Linked DNA regions of Homo sapiens: region 2 is linked to region 1. A link is a loop called in an ENCODE intact Hi-C map of the cell type or tissue named here. Cell type or tissue: HCT116. All regions are shown on one strand. Links, peaks and the distances in the headings refer to the core of each region. The heading gives the core; the rest is flanking DNA. Region 1 overlaps PPP2R2C (protein phosphatase 2 regulatory subunit Bgamma). Region 2 overlaps PPP2R2C (protein phosphatase 2 regulatory subunit Bgamma).

The links. A loop is a pair of places that touch in the nucleus more often than their neighbours do. Peaks named below come from ENCODE experiments on the same cell type or tissue, not always from the same donor. Only the 100,000 strongest peaks of a DNase experiment are listed, where the experiment ranks them.
Region 2: it touches region 1 in a loop (2.3-fold over the local background); 7 of 110 quality-filtered maps call a loop at or near these places.

Annotation. Positions count from the first base shown.
Region 1 is chr4:6,453,029-6,469,493 of GRCh38, reverse strand. The region is part of intron 1 of PPP2R2C (protein phosphatase 2 regulatory subunit Bgamma); the gene reads left to right. Among named protein-coding and RNA genes, the nearest start is that of PPP2R2C, 11 kb to the left of the region's middle. RefSeq lists enhancers at 5,431-5,976, 5,977-6,522. In HCT116, for the core only: no CTCF peak of the experiment used is centred there; a DNase peak (open chromatin) is centred at 4,106.
Region 2 is chr4:6,387,137-6,396,320 of GRCh38, reverse strand. All of the region lies in intron 1 of PPP2R2C (protein phosphatase 2 regulatory subunit Bgamma), which reads left to right. Among named protein-coding and RNA genes, the nearest start is that of PPP2R2C, 81 kb to the left of the region's middle. RefSeq lists enhancers at 2,026-2,579, 2,580-3,133, 5,159-5,871, 6,726-7,225. In HCT116, for the core only: a CTCF peak has its summit at 8,257; a DNase peak (open chromatin) is centred at 4,340; H3K4me3 peaks cover 911 bases; H3K27ac peaks cover 908 bases.

The DNA of each region.
Region 1 (16,465 bases), core at 765-8,764:
GTAACTGGAAGAGCCTGTGGGCAAACAGTGGATGCTAAAATTCAGTTTGCGGAAGAACCAGGTGCACAAACTCCTGTTCTACCTGTGGTTGAGTCTACACTCCCCCACCACACCCCAGCTGCTCTGATCTACCTCCTGTTCCTTGAGCAGGCCATTTTCTTTCTTGCTTCAGGGCGTTTGCAATGGCTGTTGCCTGGAATACCCACCTCCTGCCTTTCTCACCACTGACTCTTTCTCATCCTTTGGGCCCCATGTCCAATGTCATCTTTGCCCGTGGGAGCCCTGCTTGGGTTCCTGAGTCTCTTGTAAAATCTCAAACATCTTAGGAAGAGTTTAGGTTTTGTTAGTCATTCACATCTTGGTGTGAATTCGTCAGAGCAGGTTGGATTTTTTTTTTTTTTTTTTTTTTTTTTTTTGGTGGCAGGGCTGGGTGGCTTACTCTTGGCTGGGCTCAACTGCATTGAGGGTTATGGTGATGATTAGGTGTACCTGCAGGCCACCTGGGGGCACAGAGAACTTTGCATGAATGGGGTCAGGGTGTGGGGAGAGCAGTGCAGCTGATAGGGCACTGGGCCCTGGGCCCTGGACCCTGGAGGGTGCTAGGAAGTCTCCATCTAGTTAGACATTTCTCAAGAGCTGGATATGGTTCCAGGAAGGACTCTTCCTGGCTCTGTTCTTTCTCTTTTTGCGGCAGGCCTCAGTACTTAGCTTTAGAGTGAGTTGAATAAGCACTTCCAGACTAGACTGAACTTACAAAACCCATCCATCCTTCCTTTGCTTAGCACCATTTGCCAAGCACATCCTGCCCTGGGCAGCAGTGATGACCAAGACACAGGAGCTCAGCCAAGGGGAGGTGGTTCAGGCTGACCAGGTAGATCCTGGCAGTGACTGGGTCTTTCTGGGGAGCAACAGTCACTCTCATGTGCCTGACAGGTAAGGCACTTCCGGAGCACACTTTTCAGCTGAGGCCAGAGGCACAGCTTCCCCTTGTTTGAGCATCTCAGCCATCACACACTGTTGGACACTCATGCTTTTTGCATCTGCATAAAGGATGTACCCATGTTTTCCTAACTCCCATCCCTGGATGTCCTGTGTGATTTCAGAGTAGTCTGTTTATTCCCACAGAGTTGTCCTGATTTTATAGTTGAGGAAGTGAAGGATGCTTGGGAATTGCTAAGGTCATCATGGGGTCCTGAGGCTGTCTGAACGCAGCAGGCAGGCAGGTTTTCCTGCATGGAATTGTCTGCAGGTTTTGAACTGGTTGTGCCCTGGATACCATCTACTTTCTGCCCAGGAAACCACACTGAAGAGGGGATGCTGCTTGTGGGAGACTCAGCATTCAGTGAAATCTGCACCCTTATGGTGGACGTTGCAGCTGATCTCCACAACAGTTAGTCTCTCTTCTTCCAAGGAGAACACATATGGTTCCTAGTAAGAGATCTCAGGCCATAGCTGGATGTGATCAGTGCAAGGATGATCTCATTCCCCTTGCAGTGACTGGTTCCAGAATGGATGTGGGAGTCAGTTCTGGAGGTTGAGTGGAAAGTAGGGAGAACCACAGGTAGTTGGTCCCTCTCTTGTGATGGGAACAGGGAAACCTTGTGGTGGCTGGCAGCCATCTGACACCATGAGGGGAGCAAGTCTTAGGCCACCACCGTTGATGGCAGGGCAGAGAGTGAGTGAGATCCAGGACATAGAGGCCTGATGTCCAGGCCGCCTCTGAACTTCCAGTTACATGAGCTGTTACTTTTCCTTTTCGTTGTGCACTTTCAAGTCTCCGTTACTTGCAGCCCATAGCACCCCAACTCGTACAGCCCTGACTGCTTATCAAGAAAACCAGGAGGCTGATCTGTAACCCACAGCTAAGACTCGAGATACATAAAACCCAGAGGGATTTTTGTTTGCTTTCTGTTTTGAGAACCCTCTTTCATTTCACTCAAGTCAAGGTTGCCAATTTCTGGTTTTCCCTCCTCAGTCCTATTGAGGAGGTATTTTTGGTCAGATAAGAGAGCCTGAGATCTGGCATCGGGAGATCTGGGTTCCTGGTGGGGTCTGACCCTGGGTCTGTAATATTGGGCAGGTCACACGGTCTCTCTGAGCCTCAGTTTATTCTTAATAGATCAGTAAGTGATGATGTCTATTCTTTAGGGGCCAGAGTTAGACTAGCCCTTAGAACTGTCATCAGACTGGCTAGCCTAACTTCCACCCCAACCTATGGGGAAACTGAGGCTAAGAGGGGGGACATTAGTGGTGGCACAGAGGGAGATTAGGGAGAGTCAGCCTTTGACTTTTGAAAATCAAGATGTGGACTGTTCAGATTCTGTGTTCCTTTCGCTTCTGTTTGGAAACGCCACTTACATAAGCTTCCCTTGGGCTTCACAGCGAGTGTGGGCTCCATTTCAGTGCTGGGGTGCCCTCCATCAAATCACATCACTTTCTGAGCCTCAGTTTCCCTGCACTGCCTGGTGCCCTGGGTTGTCATGAGGCTGTAAGGAGCCAAGGGCATGTGGACTCTGAAGTTCTACACGTGTAAAAGGCGACTGCTGTCAATTTCCCCAAATTGTAGTGTAGGCCAACTCCCACGCCCCTGCTGTAAGCAATGTGCTCCTTTCTTTTTAATCAACCCGAACTTAAAGCTTGGCGCAGTCACAGAGCACGGTTTTTCTCATTTTCTTTCTGGAAGATGAAAATCAAATTCTAATAAAATTTTTCCACTCCATCTCCTGACTGTTGTCATTTGCTACACTTTTTAGTGTTTATCCTTAAAGCTTGCAGAGCTAAGGGATGTTTGGTAAGAAGTGTTTAGGCCTTGAGACTGGAAGAGCCGCTGTATGAAGCGCTAGGCTCCATGGAGAGTGTGATGGGGAGTAAGAGAAGGAGAGTGAACTCCTGTGAGTCCACCAAGCAGAGGGACATACTCTCAGCAACTGGGGTATTTCCTTCCAGTCTTTTTTTAATGCCCATGTCTGTTTTTAATGAAAACTGTAATCTGTCTGTATCAACAATTTTGAAGGCTACTTTTCTAGTTTGGCATGAGATTATAGGAATTTTCCAGGGCTTTGCTCCAGGGCTGGCTTCATGGATATGCAACCTGTGTGGTCATCTAGGTCCCCACACTCAGAAGGACCTGTGCTTGGGTTCATGTTCTGCTGTTACTATCTTGAAATTTTTAAGAATTTCACTTTGGATCCTGTGTTTTGTAAGCGAAATCTGATGGGACGGGGGAGCCTGGGAATGAGCAGAGGGGTACGTGTGGCAGGCGAGTCTGTGGTTACACATATTGGCTCCCACAGCACGCTACCCTGTGTTCACTTGAGCGTCTGAGCCCCATGCACAGTGGACAGCTCATGCACCTTCTCAGTGCGTCTGTAGTTTCACAGGCAGGGGCCATGCTTTCAAATAATGCTCCAAGGCATTGATGTTCTCATGCAGTGACTTCTAAGAAACATGAATGACGCAGGAACCCTATGGTGTCCTTTCTTAACGTGTGTTACGTGCCCATATTTGCCAATCGCTGACACTGAAAATGATTACACAGAAGGGAAGGGAAAAAGAGGGCACCTATAGTTCCTTTTCCTCCTAGTCCTTCCTTGTTTATTATTGAACCAAGGGTAGAGGGTGTTGGAAGAATGTACACATATCCAGAAATGAAATAAGAACAGTTAAGTTAGTTTCCTCTGCTCTGGTAAGAACAAAATCCATATGCGAAATATAACTTGTGCATTTTGGTGAGTCTACATTCCAGTTACGTGCTCTTATGTTTGCATTTAAAATTGGAGGTGCACACTAGAATGGTGAGTGATAAAATGCACGCTAAGAGTTTAAGCTTTTTTTTTTTTAAATTTGAATTGACATTAAATAGCAAATAACACCATGACAAAATATGGAAGGCATGAAAAGGTTTTGTATCTTAGCACCTTTAATGATGCTTTTCCTTTGCTTTTTGAATAAGAGGCTCTGCATTTTCATTTTTCCCTGTGCCCCACGAATTATAGGGTTGGCCCTGCTCTGCTGGAACTCTGGGTAGGGTGAACTCCTTGGCCCTGCCTTCTACCTCCTTGGCTTTCGTGATTGGTGGAAATGGTGAGAGCCTGCCATCCATTGGGCAGCTCTTCCCTATGGGGAGGGGTTACAATATTAAATGTCCGTGCTCCTCTCTCACCCATTGGGTCCATGGGCCTCTGACTTCCAGGTTGCTCTACAGGGGAGAGGCCAACAGTTATCTTATTTTACAAGCTAGAAGTTAGACCTACCTCTCCCCGCAGGACCAAGGGGTGGGGAGGTGAAGTAGGGGTCCATAGCTCTTTTTTTTCCTACAGGTTTACCATTAATAAAGCAGATTTTTTTATTCCTGTCTTGCGGCCAGTCTTTTCTGTGTAATCCCAAGTCCCAGCAAGGAAGAGGGGTGACTGGTTACCTTGGCCCCGCCCCCAAGTCACACAGTACACGTATTGACAACCATCATTTCATTGGCTGCATACTATTCCTGTGATACATGTGTCATCATTCAGTAGTTCAATTAATCATTTCCTTATGGCTGGATATTTAGTTCCCTCCCTTCCCTCCCTCCCTCCCTTCCTCCCTTCCTTCCTTCTCTCTCTCTCTGTCTCTCCCCCACACACTTTCTTATTTTCATAACTAACACTGCAGGAATGAACACCATTTGTGTGTGTGAAGACCCCCTACTCCCATCGTTCCCCCTTAACCTTGGGATGATGCTCTTCAGAAGGAATTCCACACGTGCTATTTCATATAAAGATCACTAGCATTTTTAATGTTGTTGACACACATTGGCAGATTATTCTCCAGAAAGTTTTTCTCTTTAACCACATGCTGATCAACATTAGGTAGTCTAATTTGTTTGACCTTTGCAAATATCAAAGATGAAAAATATTTATTGTAATTCACGTCTGCATACCAATGAGGTTGAACATTTTTTCCTTTTGTTCAGCGGGTATTGGCTGATCCCTGTTATGTGCCAGGGTGACATTAGATTCTAGACATACAAAGTTGAAGAGCAAGGCTGTGTCTGCCTTGAAATGTGGACTCTCCTCTCCCAGTGTCTTGGGTGCCACTGCGGGACCTAGCTACTTCTCAGGAGAGAGTCTGAAGCTGCTGGAGGAGTCTGTACATCCCTCAGCACCCTGGGGAGTCCTGTTAGTTACACAGGGCCTTGCAAAGACAGGCATCTCACCATTAAGCCCTTGAGCAGAATGATCCAAGTGGACTTTAGGATGAAATAATTACAAAACAAACACAATAGCCATTATTATGATTCACCATTTATTGGCTATGTACTATAATACTATATGCTGGACATGAGGCTGCGTGCATCTCATTGGAGATGCCCCAGACCTGATGTTGTGTATATTATTTCCCCATTTTACAGAGGAGAAAACTGAGGCTGAGGTGCTTGTTCAATGTCACATAGTTTGTAAGGGACAGAGCTGAGTTTTGAATGCAGCCTGCCAAACCCACGCTCCTGACTGCTACATTAATTGGCTGGGACCCACAGGGCAGGGTTAGGTGGCCTGTTCAGTTCTGATTATGCACCACACTTAGGAGATTTTGGGATTTGAACTAGACTACCTGGCTTGGTGCTCTTGCTATCTGTGTTGCGATGAAAGGCAATCGAGAGGGTTCAGCAGGAGGAGAGACCCCCTTCACGGCACAGGTAGATGGCAGTGGCAGAGGCCACAATTGGACACGTGGTCCAGGGACTGAAGGGCAGGTGGCATTTCCAGGTTGGGGGGTGATGATGTGCTGGGACATGGTATTCTAGCGCATTCTGGGCAGGAGGAACGGTGTGTGCAAAGTGGCATAACACTTGTCCCCTGACAGTGTCCAGCTCCTCTGCTTGAGACCAGGAGGCAGTTAGTTAGTTGCCAGCCGGCCCGGGAGCAGGACACACCTGGGGGCCCCTGTGCTGCCCAGGACAGGCACTGCCCTCCTTGCACAGTGGGGGCCATTGTCCTCCAGAACCCAGGGCTGAATGTCCCATTGAGGCAGAACAAAGGCTGCTCAGAGGTTCCCAGCTGGGGTGTGGGCTGCCGCAAGCAGGGATGGGATCTCCAACTGCAGGCCAAGGGCCTCCTCCAGGCTGGCCTGGCCTCCTGCAGCCCCACCCCCACCCCTCCTCAGGACCAGGACTGTTGCTGCTGGAGGCTGGACCTGGGCTTGGGCTCCCAGGCCTGTGCTCTGGGTCTGGCACAGCTGCCGTGCCCTTGGCAGCTTCTTCATCCCCTGGGCAATTTCCCCATCTATGAAGCAGAGAGAGAGCGAGCTCCCAACCAGCAAGGCTTTCAGGCAGAATTGAATGAAATAGTGCACACTCTGTAGGTTAATCTCAATAAAAGGGAGCTCTTTCATGATCATGATTAGCTTCTGAATGTTTTTTTACAATTTCAAAAAAGTTTTGATGCAAACTTTCAAATTTGTGCCACTTCTGGGCCAAAGTGTTTAAGAAGGGAGTGCACCTTCCCCCCTCCCTCTGTCCCAGAGAAGGGAGAGATGCCGCTCCCTGGAGCCCCTCATCACTCTGTGGAAGGGACTGCTGGCCAACTGTTACAAGAGGAGAAACTTCTTTGCATTTGTGAGAAAATAGTCTATTGAACTGCTTCCAATCTATCAAGATCTTGCTGTACTTCCTTCATTTACTCTCCCCTGCTTTTGGATGAAGAATTTTTAGGCAAATCCAAGACTCCTGTCATTTCCCCGTTCCATCTGCAGGCATCTCTGAGTGTTGAGGGCATTTCTTGTAGCCCAGTGCTGTTATCCCACCTCACAAAACATATCCTGATTCTTTGTTACCTAAATTCTGGTCCATTTTATGAACGTCCCCAGTTGTCTGAGAAATGTCTCTTATGGTTGGGTGGTTTGGCCCAGGATCCAAAGTCCTGCACCTGCGTTTGGCTGTTCTGTCTCTTGTCTTTTCTGACCTAGACTCAGCCTCCATCCCCTTTTCAGGCTACCAACTTGTTGAAGACATTTGTTATTATTTTATTTTATTTTTTTTAAGACGGAGTTTCACTCTGTCGCCCAGGCTGGAGTACAATGGCGTGATCTTGGCTCACTGAAACCCCCGCCTCCCGGGTTCAAGTGATTCTCCTGCCTCAGCATCCTGAGCAGCTGGGACTACATACAGGTGCCCACCACCACGCCCGACTAATTTTTGTATTTTTAGTAGAGACGGGGTTTCACCATGTTGGTCAGGCTGGTCTTGAACTCCTGACCTCAGATAATCTGCCTTCATTATTATTTTAGAGATTACAGTGTCACTCCCACTGTCCCTAATTTGTGCCTGGATTCCATTTGCCCTGTGGGTCTGGAAGGCTGAGAGGTGGTTGCTGGGACCTGGGCATCGGCCTTGGGGCTGCCCCTCTCTCCTCCAGGACCCCTTTCTGCAGAGTGGTGCCCTCGCCACTCCCTGGCTGAGTGATCTTGGGCAAGTTGTCCAGCCAGGCCGTGCCTGGGTGACCACATCTGAGCTGGGGGTGAGCGTGGCTGCACCATCCTCTCTGGGATGTGGTGGGTGTTGAATGAGATGGTGCATGCCACGTGCTCCGTGGGCCTGGTGCCTGTGGGTCCCTGTCTTACCCCCATGATGGGGATGTGGCAGGAACTGGGGTAGCCACCGCCTGCCCACACAGTGCTCACTTTCTGTAGGGGAGACACCCCTCAGCTGGTCACTACATACAGCAGGACCAGCACTTTCTGAGGGAAGAGGGATGTTCTCTTGGGAAGTCTGGATGCTGAAGACAGTTTGTTACTCTGATTAATACCAGTTACAAAGAAATCCCCACATTCCAGGGGCTTGATGTCATAGAAGTTTATCCCTTTGTAACAGTTCATTGTGGATGATCCCAGTTGGCCCAGGAGTCTCTTCCACAGAGTGATGCGGGGCTCCAGACCCTTCTCATCTGTCAGCTCCCATGTCCTCTCCATTCTCCGGGGAAGAGGGTATGGGGAAGGTGCACTCCCTCCTTAAACACTTTGGCCCAGACATGGCACTTGTGACTTCCCTCACATTCCATTGGCCAGAGCTAGTCACATGGCCCCACCTAATGCAAGGGGCTCTAGGAAATGTAGTCCCTGGCTGGGCAGCCCAGTGGCTACTCTGCAGTGGGAAGAACCTGCATCTTGGTGGATGTCTTGCCATCTTTGCCACATGACCCCACAAAACAAACCTTTACATTCTCAGTCCAAAAAACCCTACTAAGAATCCTGTGCTGGAGACACCCTCACTCAACCCCTGACCCTCCCCTCTCCCTGCTTCAGTGTCCACACGTGCACGGTGCTGTGAGATGCAGAGTCCAGAGTCATGCGGTGGCTAGGAGGTCAGGGACGCCTTCCTGGGAGAGGCGATGTCTGAGCTGAGTCTGCAAAGCCAAATAGGTGATGCCCAGGTGGATCAGGTAGGAGAGGGATTCCGGGCTTCGGCTGCAGCAGGGGTAAAGGCTGGTGTCTTGGGAGAGGGCATCCTGTGTAGAGAGGGGTCTGTGGGCCACTGAGATTTAGAGGATGTGTGTGGGGTGGGGTGGAGTGGGAGAGGAGCTGGAGCGGGATGGGAAGTGGGAGGCAGGACTGTTTGTGAAAGGCTTCAAATGCCGAGATAAGGAGTTTGGATTGTATCCTATTGACATTGTGGAACCAGATGGAGATGGGGCATTTCCCTTTGTTTGAAAGTATTTTGATTTCTATTGGCTGTCTTACTACAAAAAACATATGTAGTCATAGCAAAAAGTTCAGAAAATTTAGAAAGAGAAAAGGAGGAAAAGAAAATCCTACCACTGAAAATATTTTGGTATATGTGTTTTTGCCTATGGGTATACATACTATCTAGGTATATATATATTCCTACATTTTTTTATTCACTGAAAGATGGTTTTTGAGCATCTACTGTGTGCGTATCCTATTTTGTAATCTTTAAAATTTTCTCTTAATGATATGGGAGCTTTCTAGCTTAGAAAATAACACAGCCCATTTTCTTAGCTTGCTGGGACTTCTATAACACAGTGCCACATACCGGGCAGTTGAAACAACAGAGACTTACCGCCTCACAGTGCTAGAGCTTGGGAGTCCAAGATCAAGGTGTTGGCAGGGTTGATTCCTTCTGAGGCCCCTCTCCTTGGCTTATAGATGAACATCTCCCTACTGTGTCTTCACATGGTCTTTCCTGTGTGTGTCTGTGTCCTTAGAGGGACACCAGGCATATTGAGTTAGGGCTCATCCATATGACTGCATTTTACCTTCGTCACCTTGTTAAAGGTCCTTTTTGTCAAACACAGTCACATTTTGAGGTTCTAGGGGTTAGGACTTCAACAAAGGAATCTTGGGGAGGGGGCACATTTCAGCCCAAAGCACCCGTCATCATTGGTAATATCAGTCACATGCTTCTTCTATGTATTTTAAAGAGTTCCATGCTGGTGGGTATCAGAAGTTATGGTTGGTTTAGGATCATGAGCAGTGTTGTGAGGGCATCTTTGCACCTTTTTGCGTGCATATTTGGTTATTTCCCTAGGGTGTGGAATGGCTGCTTCTGAGAGTTTGGTCTTTCTGAAGTATCTTCATCTAATGTCAACTTTTCCTGATGACCAAACTTGGTACTAACAACTCCCTTTCCCCAGAGCATTGCTAGTGGCGACTAGATCCAACATATTTAATATTTGCCAATATTATGGTAAAAATTGCTGTTTTTTTGTGTGTGTGTGACAGAGGCTTGCTCTGTTGGTCAGGCTGGAGTGCAGTGTCGTGATCTTGGCTCACTGCAACCTCTGCCTCCCAGGCTCAAGCAATTCTTGTCTCTCAGTCTCCCAAGAAGCTGGCATTATAGGCTGTGTTCTTTTAAAGCATTTTTCAGTGAGATTGAACTTCCTTTATTATATTTATTGACCATGGCATATATTCAATTGTAAGTTTTTTTGTGCACCGTTCTTGGCCTGTTTCTCTACTGTAATTGTCATCTCTCTTGCAAACACTGACCCTTGGTTTGTTGTTTCTGGTAGCATTGATTTTATGTGGTTAGATGTCATGACTCTTGTCCTGCTGAGCATGGATCTCCCATTCCACAATCATGAGAAGAACCAACAATATGGAGGAGGTGACACCGTGTAGCTTTGGAGGCTAAGTAAAAAATAGGTCATGTGCTTCTGCCTTGGAGCCAGCCACCATATTGTGAGGAAGCCCAAGCAGTTTGTGGAGAGGCACATGCAGAGAGGAACCAAGGTCCTGGTTGAGCTGCCTGCCTAATATCCAGCACCACCTTGCCAGCAGGTGAGTGAGCCATCTTACAGGTAGAGCCTCCAGCCCTCAGGCAAGCCATCCATATGGAACAGAGATGAGCCATTCCCACCAAGATCTACCCAAACTGCAGATTCATGAACCAAATAAATGGTTTCTGCTTGAAGCCATTAAGTTTTGAAGTGCTTTGTTACACAGCAGTGGGTAACTGGAAGAGTCATGGATTCCTGACATTGAATTCCTGGTCCTCCTCCTTCTCAGGCTACTTGTCTAGATGTTCTGTTCTCTCCATGATTCTGTGGATCCCTCAGAGCCTTCCGGTAACTTCCTTCTTTGCTTGTGTTAGCCTGGGTCAATCTCTGTTGCTTATAACTGACAGACATGGGAAACCAGCCCCAGCAATGAGAGGTGACCCAGCTCAGATCATGAGACAGGACAGGAATCCAGGCCTTTCTGAAACATAGCCCAGGGTCCCATCCCACAACGTGTCAGTAGACACCATGCCTGCTGGGTCATGCCTGCTTCCGCTGCACCCTGCCAGCTCAGCACCTGCTATCTTCCAAAGGCCATTGCTGATTGCTTGTACACACCTGTTAGTTCATGCACAGACAGCAAAGCATGTAGTTGTGCTGCCTCCTTGCCTTCCTGCTATGATCTGAATGTTTAAGTACCCCCTCCAAATTCACAGGTTGAAATCCAGACCCCCAATGTGAGGGTATTTAAAAGGTGGGGACTTTGGGAGTGATGAGGTTGTGAGGGTGGAGCCCTCATGGGTGGGATTAGTGCCCTTATAAAAGACCTTAGAGAGCTCCCTTGCCCTTCTGTCATGTGAGGACGCAGCGAGAAGGCACTGTTTGAGAGTCAGGAAGTTGGACCTCAGTGGACACCAAATCTGCTGTGCCTTGATCTTGGACTTCCAGCCTCCAGAATTGTGAGGAATAAATGCTTGTTGTTTATAAGCCACCCGGTCTATGATATTTTGTTATAGCAGCCTGAACAGACTAAGCCACTCCCAGTGATGAGCCTGCATGATGTTTTACACAAACAGATCACTGAAAGAAGGAATTGGCCAGCAAAGATGATGCTCAGCAGAGATGTGAAAGATGTTAATGCTGGAAGTGAAATTTAAATTGGAGGTAAATGGAGTCATAGAAGAAATCCATGATCTTGGGAAGCTGAAGCTACCCTTCAAGAAGCTCTTATATGCAGCCAGAGGAGTTGAGTGAAGGTGAACACACTGATGTAAACCAGGAAAGGAGTTGTGCCCCAAAGCATGGAGATGTCCCAGAGGAAGCGAGGCTGGGAAAAACGTTAAAGGAACTCTTGAAGATATTTCACAGTGTTGAAAGTGCAAAGGATAAAATCTTGGAAGCTGGTCTGGAGAAAGATAATTCTGCAAAGCATAGAAAGGGTGCTTTTTTGGTATCGTAAGGTATACAATAACAGTAGCGAGCACTGTGCAAACTCTCTCCATATGTCTTTTACAAAGAAATAAAGCACTTGACATCTCAATGTTTCTGATGCTTTAAATTACATTGTACCAAATAAATATTAGTTGTACTATTTTAAAAAAACTTTCCCGGTTGGGCATTGTGGCTCACACCTGTAATCCAAGCACTTTGGGAGGCTGAGGTGGGAGGATCGCTTGAGCCCAGGAGTTCGAGACCAGCCTGGGCAATATAGTGAGACCCTGTCTCTTCAAAAAATAAAAAAAAATTAGCCAAGGATGGTGGCATGTACCTGCAGTCCCAGCTACTCAGGAGGCTGAGGCTGGAGGATCACTTGAACCCAGGAGGTTGAGGCTGCAGTGAGCTATGATTGCACCACTGTACTCCAGCCTGGGTGACAGAGCCAGACCCTGTCTCAAAAAGAAAAAAAAATTCCCAGTGCATTCCCTATGGACATTTGTAACTGTCCATAAAAGACTTTTTAATGTCTTGACAAAAAATTTTAAAGGCCACAGAAGAATTGTAATTTCCTCATTGATTATTAGGATGGCTTTAAATGGTTTTAGCTTTCATGCTCTATTTTTTTTTTTTTTTTTTTTGAGATGGAGTCTCGCTCTGTCGCCCAGGTCGGGGTACAGTGGTGTCATGTCAGCTCACTGCAACTTCTGTCTCCTGGTTCAAGCAATTCTCCTGCCTCAGCCTCCTGAGTAGCTGGGATTACAGGTGCCTGCCACGGCATCTGGCTAATTTTTGTATTTTTAGTAGAGACGGAATTTCAACCATGTTGGTCAAGCTGATCTTGAACTCCTGACCTCAGGTGATCTGCCCGCCTTAGCCTCCCAAAGTGCTGGAATTATAGGCGCAAGCCACCGCACCTGGCTCATGCTCATTTTTATGGATCCACACCACCCGTACAGCAAGGACTGCCTGCACTCATTCCAAGTGGTCAGAGTGGTCACCGCATGGGCCCTCCACGTGGCCAGGCCACAGTGATGTTTCAAACCCTGGCTGGGGGATTGCATTCAATATCCCCTTATTAAAGGCGGCAGCTCAAGAATATTAAATCATGGGAATTCCTCACTGTGGAAGTGGGAAGGCAGCCCGTGGTTCACCGTGAGGGGCACCCAGAGCTCCCCCTCCACTGCGTTCAGTGTGCAGCCCTCCAGCCAGCCTGTCTGCTTCGGGAGCAATCCATCATGGAATGAACTGACCGAAGGAGCGAGGGGCTGAATGATGTGGTTCCTACGCCGACTTTCAATGTGAAAGGTGATAAAAACAGCCCTGAATATTTTATGGCCCCAAGGAGAGGTAAGGCTCTTTATTGAAGCTGTGAAAATATAATCCATCATGATAATGTGTCCCATATCGTCAGACTCTGCGAGCTAAGTTGTGTGTATGTTAAGGTGCTCTTTTTGAGAAGATCTTAATTTTATTTCTCTATTTTATTTCATTACAGAAACGTTTGAACGTGTAGACAGTAGAATAAAGGGGGGGGGGGGAAATAACATCCTTCATTTCACTACTCCAGAAACACTGCTCACATTTTGTTGCATTTCCTTCTAACTACCCCCTGCAGATTGTACTATGTTTTGTGTCTTTTAAAATATTAAATGCACTGTCAACATTTTCCCAGATCATCCTGCACTCTGAGTTAACAATTTTTATTGGCTGCATAATACTTCACGATGTAGGTATTATTATTCATTCAATAACTATTTATGGATTCATTGATCCGATTAGTGTTGATTGTCTATAACAGGTGTGTGGGTGGGGTAGGGGGATTCAGGAAGAAGGAATAGGGCGCAGCTCCCCCCCCCCAGGATTTCTGGAATGAGGGAGACATAACAGATGGCTGTGATCCGGTGTGAGGGGCAGGGATGCAGTGGGCCCGTTGCAGCCTGGGAGCAGGTGGTCAGAGATGCAAGGCTGTGGGCAGCAGTGGTTGGTGGTCCACAGCAGTAGGCAGCAGGGGGAGGGGGCGACATTCATGGCAGGAGGGACATTATGGGCACAGCACGGCGTGGTGTGTTCAGGGTTGGTGGAGCGTTCACTTACAGTCTTGCAGATCCTGGCAGGTGTGGTGGTGATCTGTCCAGGCAGGGGAGGGAGAGGGAACTGAGAGTCATCAAAAGTCTCTGGGAGTTTGGAAAGGAGAGTAGGGGGCTCAGAGGGAGTGTGAGCACTTCCAGCAGAGGTGAGAAAGCCCCCAGTCAGTTGCCCAGGGTGGGCAGTGGAAGGGAAGTGGAGGTGAACGTTGTGGGGTGGAGAGGGTTTTCAGGCAGGCTGGGAGCTGCCCAGTGTGCTGGAGGAAGGCTGGGTCTCCTTGAATGGTGTTTGGTCAATGCAAGACCACAGGAGTGTGACTAGAAGGCTGGGGGTGCAGATGGTGGCAGGTGGAGGACAGAGAGAGCTTCTCCCACTGCTGAACAACGACTGCCCCAACTTTATGGGATGAGCATTCTTATGAATGCCCATTGTCCTGTATTCCAGATTATTCTTGTGTCTGTCCAGGTAGGGATGCAATTTCTTGATGTAGGGCTATAGGTGTTTTTAAGGGCTTGCATAAAGATTTGAATATGATGTTGTCTAGTAGAGTAAAAATCAAATTGGGCAAAACATTTTTGTTTGGGTGATTTTTGGAAGAGTAAGTCCACGAATGCAACGCAGCTCTGGAGTCATCTGTAGATTACAGCAAGCCCATCAGTCTCTATGTCTCTTGCTTACAACAAAGGATTGATTTCAGCTCCAGCACTAGGTGACTTGTGCTGTGTTCATTATCCCTTGATAGGTGTCTGACAGGAGATGGGGCTTGGGCTGTGCCAGGGAGGAGCCGTGTGGTGCACCACCTATCTCTGCAGGCATAACTATTTTGTCTTCATGGCAAAATAATAGCGATGATGGTGATGAGGAGGGAAGCTACCATTTCTTGACTGCTCCTGTGTAATGACATGTTGGTGATCACATTAGGGCTTTATGTCCACTCTGGGAGGTGGTGAGAATGACATCGCGTTTGCACATCAGGACGCTGAGCCTCAGAGAGGTTGAGTCCCAGGACGAAGGCCACACAGTGAGTGCCACAGGTACCATTACCACCTAACAAATGACTCTGGAGCTCAGTGATGTGATGAGAACCATTTTATTCTGTCTCCTGGATTCTGTGAGTCAGGAATTTGGGCAGAGCTTGGCTGGGCAAACCTTCTGCTCTAAATGGCCACCCATGAGTCTTCCAAGCTGGTGGGTGGACTGATCTGGGGGGACTGAGATGGTCTCACTCACACATTTTCTGCGGGGTGGGGAGAGTTGGAAGGCGGGGCTCCCCTCTCCAGCGTGCAGTCTCAGGGCAGTTGGACTCCTTCGATGGCAGCTGGCTTTCCCGAATCAAGTATCCCCAGATACCCAGGTGGAAGCTGCTTGGCCCTTCCTGACCCCTGGGACATCTCAGTGTCAATTGTGTCACCTTCATTTAGTTCAAGCAAGTCACAGGCCGGCCCAGGTTGAAGGGCAGTTGGACTCAACCTTTGCATGTGGGAAGGGCCAGGTTACATGGTAGAAAAGCAGATGGGATAGGAGACTGTGCTCTGGCCCTCCCTGGGAAACACGGTGTGCCACAGACGCCCTGGGCAGAGCCAAGACCCCCACTGGGCTCTGTCTGACCTTGGAGCCACTGCCCCGCTCCTGAGCAACACCCTCTTGTCCCCCTGAACAGTCACAGGAAGAACGGGTCCCTCTCTCCATGCCATTTTCCTGTTAAAAAATGCAAAAACATCCCATACTTTTGCTCATTTAAACACAGAGGAAAGGAGGTGAGTGAAAGCTTTCTTTAGGGGTAGATTAGATGTGAGGCAGACCGGTGGCCCTGGGTGTGCACCGGGTGGAAATTATTCTTACAAACAGGGCCGGGTGGGGGTGCAGCCTGCCACCGCCCCTCTGGCCGTCTGCCTCCACAGGAGGCTTGCAGGTGCCCACATCAGCCAACGTGGCCCTCGGTGGGGCTGTGCTTGCCTTCTTGCCAGGGCCACTGCAGTAGGGAGGAGTGCAGAGCAGAAACAGGTGAGCTGGGCTGAATTTTCTGCTTGGCTAATTCAGTGTGGCTTGACTCCAAGAAGGACACACCGACCTCCCCATCATCTTGTTTGTTCAGCCTTGCAGAAGCAGTTTTATGAGAAACCATTACAGCCCCGGTGGTCTGGGCCCAGACCCGGTGCACACCACGTGCCCGCACTGGTGCGGGGGGACCATTCTCGGTGAATATGATGGATGCACAGGAAGCCGCCCTGCCATTCAGTGAGAGCTCACCATGTGTCTGCCCCTGGGGTGGGGTGGGGTGGGCAGTTTCCAGCCTTTGCCCATGGGATAGAGCTGCTGGAAGTCTCCCCGAGCTGAGGAGGCAGAGCTGGGGTGGCTGGGGCTGGGGGTTGCCATGGATACTTCCTGCAAGTCCTGACGCCGCTCCTTCCTCTTTGGGGATCTGTCTCCCATACTGTCCCTGCTGCCTTTACATCTTCAGGGTGGAGAGGGACTCTGGCCATCCTGGGGCCAACCATCCTGTGTCACTGCTGGTGTTTGTGACCTGCGGTGGGCCCTCCCTCAACTCCGTATCTCCAGCTCTAAGCCAGAGACAAGAATATCCTCTGTGGGGGGGTCCCTTCAAGGGTGGATGGAGATGAGGCGTTAGGTGTATCCGATGCTCAGGAACGGCCCCGCACCTGCTCATCTTTATGATGAGCAGTGGGACTGCGGGCAGAGGGAGCCACACGCATCCATCCTGGCTCTCAGCA
Region 2 (9,184 bases), core at 763-8,762, 73 kb after region 1:
AAGGCATGGCCTGACTGCAGCTCCGTCACTCTCATGGCTCAGGTGCATGGCTGTCCCACAGTGGAAGGACCAGGGGCTGGCCTGATCTGCACTTCATGGCATCAAGAGCACAGGCCCTGGAGTCCACCAGGCACAGAGAAGCAGCCTGCTCCTGGGTGGAGTACAAGTTCAACCCTCGGGAGTTGTGGTTTCCCCATGTGGAAGCTGGCAGCATGCCACGCACCTGCCAGGGCTGCCGCGAGGGTTCGCACACACTGTGTGTAATGCTCCTGTGTGAGTTCCCCGGTGACCCAGGTCCCACTGGGGTGGCCGGCGTGTAACCAGGACAGGAACATCTCCAAAGCCACTCCTTGTTTGCTGCCTGGTGGCTCAAGCAGAACATCTGTGCCTGCAGGGGGCCCATAAGCCTTAATGCCCTGCAGAGAGGGGGCCTGGGGGAGGCTGGGACTCACACCAGCTGGGGAACAAGGCCTGCAGCTGGGGGGCTACCAGGATGCTCCTTGCCAGTAAAGAGGGTCCTCAGGAGATCAGCCACAGCTCAATCAGGAGGGTCTGCCCATTTCACAGGGGAGGAAAGCGAGCCTCTGGAGGCTGAGCTGCCAGCAGTCACGGGGCCAGCGCACAGCCAGAGCTGACCACTCTGTATGACTGGCGGGTCTGCGCCCTTGGCATACCACAGCAGCTCTCACACCAACAGAGGCTGGACCTGCTGATCAGCCCCCGCTGTGGGGGGTCCCGCCTCTGCCCACACCCTACCCCACACCTTCACAGGGGTGGACTGTCACCCTCTAGCAGACTGTCCTCCAGAGACCGAGACACGGAGCCTCTCCACAAGGAGGGAGGAAAGGGAGGTGGAAACCAGCCTTACCCTGGACACCGGGTGGTCCTTGCTGCATACCCAACCCTCATTGGTCAGACTGGTCTGGGAGGGCCTGGACATGCCCGCGGGGTCCGTTTCTGAATTCCCGTTGCCTGGCATAAGCTCTGGCACTTAGTAGGTCCTCAGTTAATACTTGTCAGATAAATAAATGGCCTCCTTTGGGGAAATGAAGAATGTCCAGGCTGGCCACGGGGAAGGGGCAGTGTTAGGAGTGGAGAGCGAGAGGGTGAGCCAGGCAGATGGGACCTTTATTCAAAGGGCAGTGGGGAGCCATGGAAGGTTTTAGGGAGGGCCATCGGATGAGGTTTTCATTTTAGAAAAGTCCTTCTGGCTGCTGGGTGGATGGGGTCAAGATGAAGACAGGAAATCCAGAGAGGAGGCGGCTGCAGGCTCGCGGGTGAGAGGTGACCATGGCCAGGCCAGGGCGGAGGCAGGGAGGTGGGCGGAGGGGGGCTGCTGGCTCTGCCAACTGTGACCCCAGCACCCAGCTCAGGGAATTATGGCCAGAGACAAAGCAGCTTAGAGCCTGACCCCTGCCCTGGAGCAGATAGGCCTGGGAAGGGGGCTGATGGACACGCTGATGTGATGGGACCTGAGAGGTGTTCTTGTCACCAGGCCAGTTTGGCCCCCATCGCCCGCCTGCCGGCTGGGGTCTAAAAGGCTGGCTGTAGCCCCAGCAGAGAGGACAGGGCCTGTGGGACCCCAGGTGCTGGGAGCACAGAAGCCAGCCAGGCCATCTGGCCCGGCTGAGACTCAAGTGATAGGTCCGCATCAGTGTCAGGCCTCCATGCCCCCCATCCTGGGATGGGAACAGCACATCACAGTTTGCAGAGCCCTGCGGCAGGGGTGACTCTTATTGCCATTTTGCAAATGGGAAAACTGAGACTTAGAGTCTCTCTGACTCACATAAGCAGGACAGGAGACAGTCGAACCAGGTCCCCCAGCTGCAATTTACCACATCTCAAACCCTTTTCCTCTCTCTGTCATTGATTAATCTTTGCTTCAATGTCCACATAGTTCTGTGATTTGCTTTGGGTACATAGTAGCAATAATTATAGCAACAATTTCTAGCAGTTTCTTGGTGCCAGACACTTCTGTCTTTGTTGCCTCGTTGAATCTTCACCATCAACCTTGAATATGAAACCCATTTTAGAGATTAGGAAACTGAGGCTCAGAGACTGTTTATAACTTACTGAGAATCAGGCAGCCCCACTGAGGTGCTTTACCAGTCTCCCCTTTACCAGTGGTTCTCAAACCTTGGCACACCACAGGAAAACCTGTCAGAATGCAGATTCTAGGCCCCAGCAATTCTGGTCCTGTCCGTCTGGGCAGAGCCTTGGCAAGCTTCGTCTTTAGGAGAGAAGCCCAGGTGACTGGGGGTGGGGCTTTCCGGAGCCTGTGTTGCAAGAAGGAAGGCAGGGAGCATGTGATCTTCTCTCGGTCTCCCTCACCTTGACCCTGTCCCAAGGCCAGCTGCTGGCCTCAGGCTGCCTGGTTGCCTTTGAAGGTCCATGGGGATCCGATGGAGGGTTGGTCGTGCTGAAGCCAGGCTGGGTGTCATCCTGGCTCTGAGCACAGTCCAGCCTGGCTAGAGTCAAACCCAGCAGCTTGACCGGATCCTGCTGACCACAGACAAATCCACAACTACCCCGTCCACCTCCCCCAGGCCCATCTGCCTCTGTGCCAGCCAGGCTGGCAGACACTCCATCGGGCGGGCCCCACCTGGCTTGGCCAGGGAGAAACTGGCAGCCACAGCCCCTGGCCTCCCCGATCCCTGTCCCTTGTGCACTGCCCATGGGAGGGGCAGTGGCCTTCCACGCTGGGTCTGGCTCCTGCAGTAGCAGAGCTGGGTGCAGACACGGGTTGGAGGCCGGGGCCATGGGGGCATTCGTAGGCTCATGAGTCCCTTCTCACTCTCTTCTGGGGACTGGGTTTCTGCTGGAAGAGAAAGGGACCAGCCTTAAAAGACATCGTGATTAAAATGGAATTATTATTTCAGCCTGGAAAAGGAATGATGTACTGATCTGTGTCACAACATGGATGAACCTTGAAAACATTCTGCGAAGTGGAAGAAGCCAGGCAGACCCCAAAGGCCACGTGCTGCTGTATGATTCTATTTATGCAAAATATCCAGAGTAGGCAAAATCCATAGAAACAGGAAGTAGATCAGTGATTTCCGGGGGCTGGGGAGAGGAGGGGATAGGGAATGGCTGCCGACGGATGTGGGGTTTCTTTTTGGGGTGGTGGGAATGTTCTGAGTTTCTTTTTGGGGCGGTGGGAATGTTCTGGCATTAGACTGTGGTGATGGTTCTAGAATTCTGTGAATCTGTTAAAATCCAATCAAGTGTACATTTAAAAGTGGTGAATTTCATGTTATGTATATTGTACCTCAACTTTAGAAATGCTAAAATAGAAACAACAAAATCATCATGATGCAACGCCTTTCCTCATAGACCTGGAGCGAGGCCTGAGAGAGAAGCCATATAAGGCAGATGAGGGGTGGGATGGAGAGCTTCCTTTCATTCGCTGCCTGCCCAGTGAGGGTCTGCTTCCTCTGGCACTTACTTAACAAACCCGAGAGTCACCCATGTGTGAGGCATGGGCTGGGCACAGAAGGGTCCACGCCCACCCCTGAAAGTGCTCGTCCATGCTAGAAAGACAGAAGGATGGGGTGGTCATTGAACCTAAGTCAGACCGTGGCTTCCCAGCTCATGCAGAATAAAATGCTCAGGCCTCTCCCGGCCTGCTGGGTGCAGGACCCCGGCCCAGCCCACCTCTCTGAGCTCTGAGCTCATGTCCTGCCCCATCCCTCTCACACGCACACTGGCCTCCTTGCTGGCCTGCAACAGATCAAACTCACCCTACCTCAGGGCCTTTGCTCGTGCTGGTCACCTGATATCTGTGAGGCTCCCTCTCTCACATCCTTCAGGTCTCTGCTCAAATGCGTCTCCCCCAGGAAGTCTTCCCTGGCCTCCCCAGCTAAAACAGCCCCTCCCACCCCTCCCATGCCATTTACCATACTATAGTTTTCATCTTAGCCCTTATATCTCCCTCCAAGAGCTATTTATTGACATGAAAATTTGCTTATTGGCTGTCTCTCCCATTCGAGAGTGGGCTTTCTCTGGGGAGTGTGCACTGCTGAATTTCCAGTGTATGCAACAGTGCTGAGGAGAGGGTAGGTGCTCAGTTAATGCTTTTTAATTAAATTTTCTATTGTGGTAGAATATACATGACATAGAATTTACCATCTGAACCATTTTTAAATGTACAATCAATGTCATTAAGTATATTCACGTTGCTGTGCACCTGTCACCACCATCCATTTCTGGGACTTTCTCATCATCCCAGACAGAGACTCTGTACCTGTTAAACAAGAACTCGCCATTCATTAATATTCTTTTGAATGACTAATTGAATGACTAAGTGTATTTCCTGTGTGTCGGTCACAAGCTAGGTGATGAGCCAGTAAACCTGGCGCCTCGGAGGGTGTGTGTTCCCGTATCTGTCTCGGAGATGGACAGATCGACTCAGAGAGGTGTGAAGGGCTTTGCCCAAGGTCACACAGCTGGTCAGGGTGGGATTCAAACGCAGGTCTTTCCCCCTTTCCACACAGTGGCAGTTCTGGGGGATCACTGCATGCAAAGGGCATAGCCATGGCACCTCCAGGCCTCCAGCCCCACCCAGGGCTTCCCCTGCTGCCGCTCCCCCAAGGGTCACTGTGTCGGCCACATGTTCCTGGTGTCCTCGGCTCTGGCAGGCTGACCACCAGTCACAGGCACGTCTTGGGACCACACTTGGAGGTTTCAGCTTCCCATTTCACCTGGTGCTCTTGGGGTGGAGGCCGGGATCATGGAATCCTTTTTCCATGGCCTTTAACACAAATCAATACTGTGCCCAGTTTAAATGTTTATGTAACTCATCATCTGCCGGCTCTGCTATTACGGTGTGCTTTTCTTTTTATAAACCAAGCTCAGGGGAGGTGATATTAAGTCCAGGACTTGCCTGGCGAGGCCCAGCGCGTGTGCAGAGGATTCAATGTGGCAATAAGGGCGAGTTCCCTGCACAGCGCCTGCCATGGCTCGTCCCAGCCTCCTCCCTCATCTGCTTGTGTCCTCTACACGGTAGGGAGGAGGGAGAGGTCCAGAGAGGGGAGGTGGCTTGCCCAGGGTCACAGCCACAATGAGGTGGAACAGGGATTGTTTCCAAGGTGTGTGTGGGGGTGGGACCCAGGCTCCTGCCAGAGGCCAGGGCGGCAGAGCCCTGACAGGCAGATCCTGGGTTCCTGGGTGTCCAGGTTACGTGGGTGGGCAGGTGGCAGCTGGCACCCACCCCATACAGACACTCTCTGACACCCCCCAAAAATACTCCCACCAGCCCCTTCACATTTTCCTCCAGCCAAGTGACCAAAGCACAGCTCAGGGCCCATTTGCCCTGGCCACACTGTCCCCACTCTCCCCACCCAACCTCTGACCACAGGCCTGGGAGCTGCCCCATCTCCACCAAGTTCAGGCTGCAGGAGGAAACGTCTCACCAGGCCCGCTGGAAGGTGGGGTGGTGATGAAATGTGGGGGTTCTTCAGCGAGAGTGGAATTCAGTAATAAGGTGATCATCACTGCCGGGCGGTGCCTGGACTCATGATGAGCCAGGACTAGGTGAGTGCAGAGGGCTGGTGAGCAGGCCTGATCTGTGACCCCGGTGGCCCTGCGGCTCTCAGACCCCTCACATAAAATCCCATCAGGGATATTCCGTTCCCTGGCCCGGAATGAGGTCTTCGTCTTTCTGATCGCCCTTGGAGAGCCCAACGGCCTTCCGTCACTCACTCAGTGCTGATGTCCAGTCCCGGCAACAGTCTGACTCCGCCCAGACTTGGCGCTTCCCCTCCCATGCGCCCGCCGCCCGGCGTGCTCCCTGCTGGAGGGTGACATGGGGAGGGGCCTGGCTGCAGCCCTTTTCAGGCAGCTCTTGTTGGCTGGGAAGGGAGCCTGGGGATGGGCCGCCTTCTACCTGCCGGTGGCTGTGCCCACTCTGAGTGTGCTTGGTGGGTGATTACAGCTGCTCACAGCTGTCAGGAGTCCTTCACAGGGCAGTCTGGAAGTTTCCTGTAGAGCTGTCTCCTGCAGAGTCCTTACCTAGGGAGACCCCGCTGTATGTCCTGTGGCCAGTAGCATCCTGTGGCTTTGCTCAATCCCCCAGGCACAGTGTGTGCACCCCCAGCCTCCCTCTGCTGTGTTCTCCACGCCCCTCTGGGCAGCCGGCACTCAGGACCTAAGGTGGTCCTAAGCAGCTCTCCCCTGTCCCCTGGAAGTACGTGGAGGTAAAAGCTGCATCCCTGGCAGAATCAGACCCCAAACTCCAGACCCTTTTGCTGTGAGTCTCAGGCTAGGGTCTCCCACCTGCAGGAATCATTTTGGGCCTTTTGAGGGTCTCTTTCATAGACGTGGGTGGGGCGTCTGCTCAGCACCTGCTTTCTCCTTCACCAACTCCTCAGCCTCCCATCTCTGACCCCATAAACGCTGAGAGGAGAACCAGGCCTGGGGGGCAAGTTCAAGGACTCAGGAGGCAGACCGCTGGAATCCAATCTCTCCCCTGCCCTTACTAGCTGAGCGGCTGTTGGCAAGTTGTCTTCTCTGTGCTTCAGTTTCTTCATCTGTGCAATGGGGGTGATAACAGCACACAAGAACATCTTGGAGTTGTTAAGAAGATTCAGTAATAGGTGTAAAATGCTAAAGCTGGGGCCTGGCTCCCAGGAAGTGCCCAGAAGGTGTACTGTGATAACCACAGACGCCACGTCACCCCGCTGGACCTGGACTCCGTGAGGAGGGGGCTCCCCATCTCCTTATCCCAGTGTCAGCCCGCTGCTGGGTAAATTCGCTCGCCAAGCCCATACCAGGTGCTAATGGCTGCAGGAGCCTCTTCCTCTCCCTGACATTTCCCTTCGGCAGCAGGCGGACCCCTCCTTCCTCGCCCACCTCCATCCTTAGCAGCCCTGATACCTCTGACAATGCTAATTAAATGCAACAACCTCATCAGAAGGCTCGAGCTGGGCTTGCCTAAGGCCCCCTCTCTGCCCTGAGCCCTGATGGATCATTAATGGTGTCAGCAGCACTTATGGTGATGGACGAGGGGAGCAAGTCCCCCGACGTGCTGGGGAGGAAGTCCGTGACGAGCATCTTCATCTCCTGTCTGCAGGCCTCGGCCAGAGTTTCCAGGGAACGTCCTAGTCCACAGAATCGTTTGAATTTCACATTTACCCTGGGAGAACCATGGCCAGGCAGGGATGTCAATTCCCATTGTATCCATGAGGCAGTCAGGGCTCAGAGAGGGCAAGAGATTTGGGTGAGGGCACACAGCTGGTAAGTAGTGGGGCTGGGACTGGATTACCACGGCTTTGATGAAAGCTGCAGGGGGCATCTGTAAGATCCAAGGGCGATGTCTCCCCCAGGTGGCACGTGGAGAAGAAAGCCAGCAAGTGCCACCGGCTTGGGGGTAGCCCAGTTCTCGGGGGCTGGAGCCTGCACACTCTCATCTCAGCTCTGTGTCAGTTTCCTAGGGAAGCTGTGACAAAGTGCTACAAACTGCGTGGCTTAAAACAACCGAAATTTGTTCTCTCACAGTTCTGGAGGCCAGAAGTCTGCAATCACGATGCTGGCAGGGCTGGGCTCCCTCTGACGGCTCCAGGGAGGACTCTGTTCCAGGCCTCCCCACCAGCTTCTAGTGGTGGCTGGCAATCCTTGGCATTTCCGGGCATTTCCAGGCATTGGGAGGCCCGGCTCGGCCCCCCAAAGTGCTGGGATTACAGGTGTGAGCCACCATGCCCGTCCTGCCCTTCATTCTTGATGCCTCCCTTCAGCCTCTGCCTCTGTCTCCCCATGGCCTCCTCCCTGTATCTGTGTGTGCTGTGTCTTCATATGGACTTCTTATCAGGATACCAGTCCTTAGATCTAGGGCCCACCATAATCCAGTATGACCGCACCTTAACTTGATCATCTGCAAAGACTCTATTTCCAAATAAGTTCCCATTCATAGGTACCAGGGGTTAGGATTTTAACATCTTTTTGTGGGATGCAGTTCAACCCACGATACCATCTTTGCCCATCTCTGGCTCTGGCGTGCAGGGACCTGTTACTGGGCGGGTCACTAGGGATACCACCTCTCACCTCTCTGGGCACCCATTGGTAGGCCTGTGCTGTGCCCAGCACCAGGGGGCTGGCTGAGGCCTCCTTGTTCAGTGGCTCCTGTGTGCCTCTCCACTTGGGGGTTGCCCTAGAGCTGCCCAGGAAGGGAGGAGGCACCTCAGGGGGGGAAGGACAGCATGAGTTTCCATGGGCTTCTCGTCACCCACACAGAGTGACTTGGAATAATGCACCCAGTGGCTGATCTGGGGCCCTGAGCTCGAGGCTGCAGCCAGTGGCAGCTCCAGGCCCTGCAGTGTGGGGACAGCGATGGCCAAAAAGAGCACATGCCAAAGGCCCTGCCACTTAGGGGACTTTGGGAAAGTTTGACCAAGTTTCCTTGTCTCTAAGTAAGGAATGATAATTGGTCGATGGGATTGTTCTGAGATGAAAGTGCTGGTCCTTGGGAAAGCTTCAGCTGAAATGTCTTTTTATTTTGCCCTTCACTCTTTTTTTTTTTTCTTCACTGTTGTCGCCCAGGCTGGAGTGCAATGGTGCAATCTCGGCTCATTGCAACCTCCACCACCTCTCAGGTTCAAGCAATTCTCCTGCCTCAGCCTCCCAGATAGCTGGGATTACAGGCGCCCGCCACCATGCCCGGATAATTTTTTTGTATTTTTAGTAGAGACAGGGTTTCATCATGTTGGCTAGGCTGGTCTCGATCTCCTGAGCTCAGGTGATCCACCCGGCTTGGACTCCCAAAGTGCTGGGATTACAGGTGTGAGCCACTGTGCCCGGCCTGCCCTTCATTCTTGACGAATATTTCGACTGAATTCAGAATTCTGGGTTTCCAGGTTTTAACATTTTCTTTCGGCACATTAAAAGAGTCTTCTGGGTGCCATTATTTCTGCTGACAAGTCAGCAGTCTCTGAGTCCTGGTGTCTCTGAATGTAATATGTTGTTTTTATTCTAGCTGCTTTAACATTTTCTCATTATTTCAGTTTCCAGTAGTTTGCAGTTTGACCAGGATGTACCTGGGTATAATTTTCCTTGTGCTTATCCTGCTTGGAGTTAGCTAAGCTTCTTAAATTTGTAAATTGATGTCTTTTACCAAATTGAGGAATTTTTCGGTCATTATTTTTTTATGTGTTCTTTTTAGTATATCTTCTCTCTCCCCTCCCTCTACAACTCC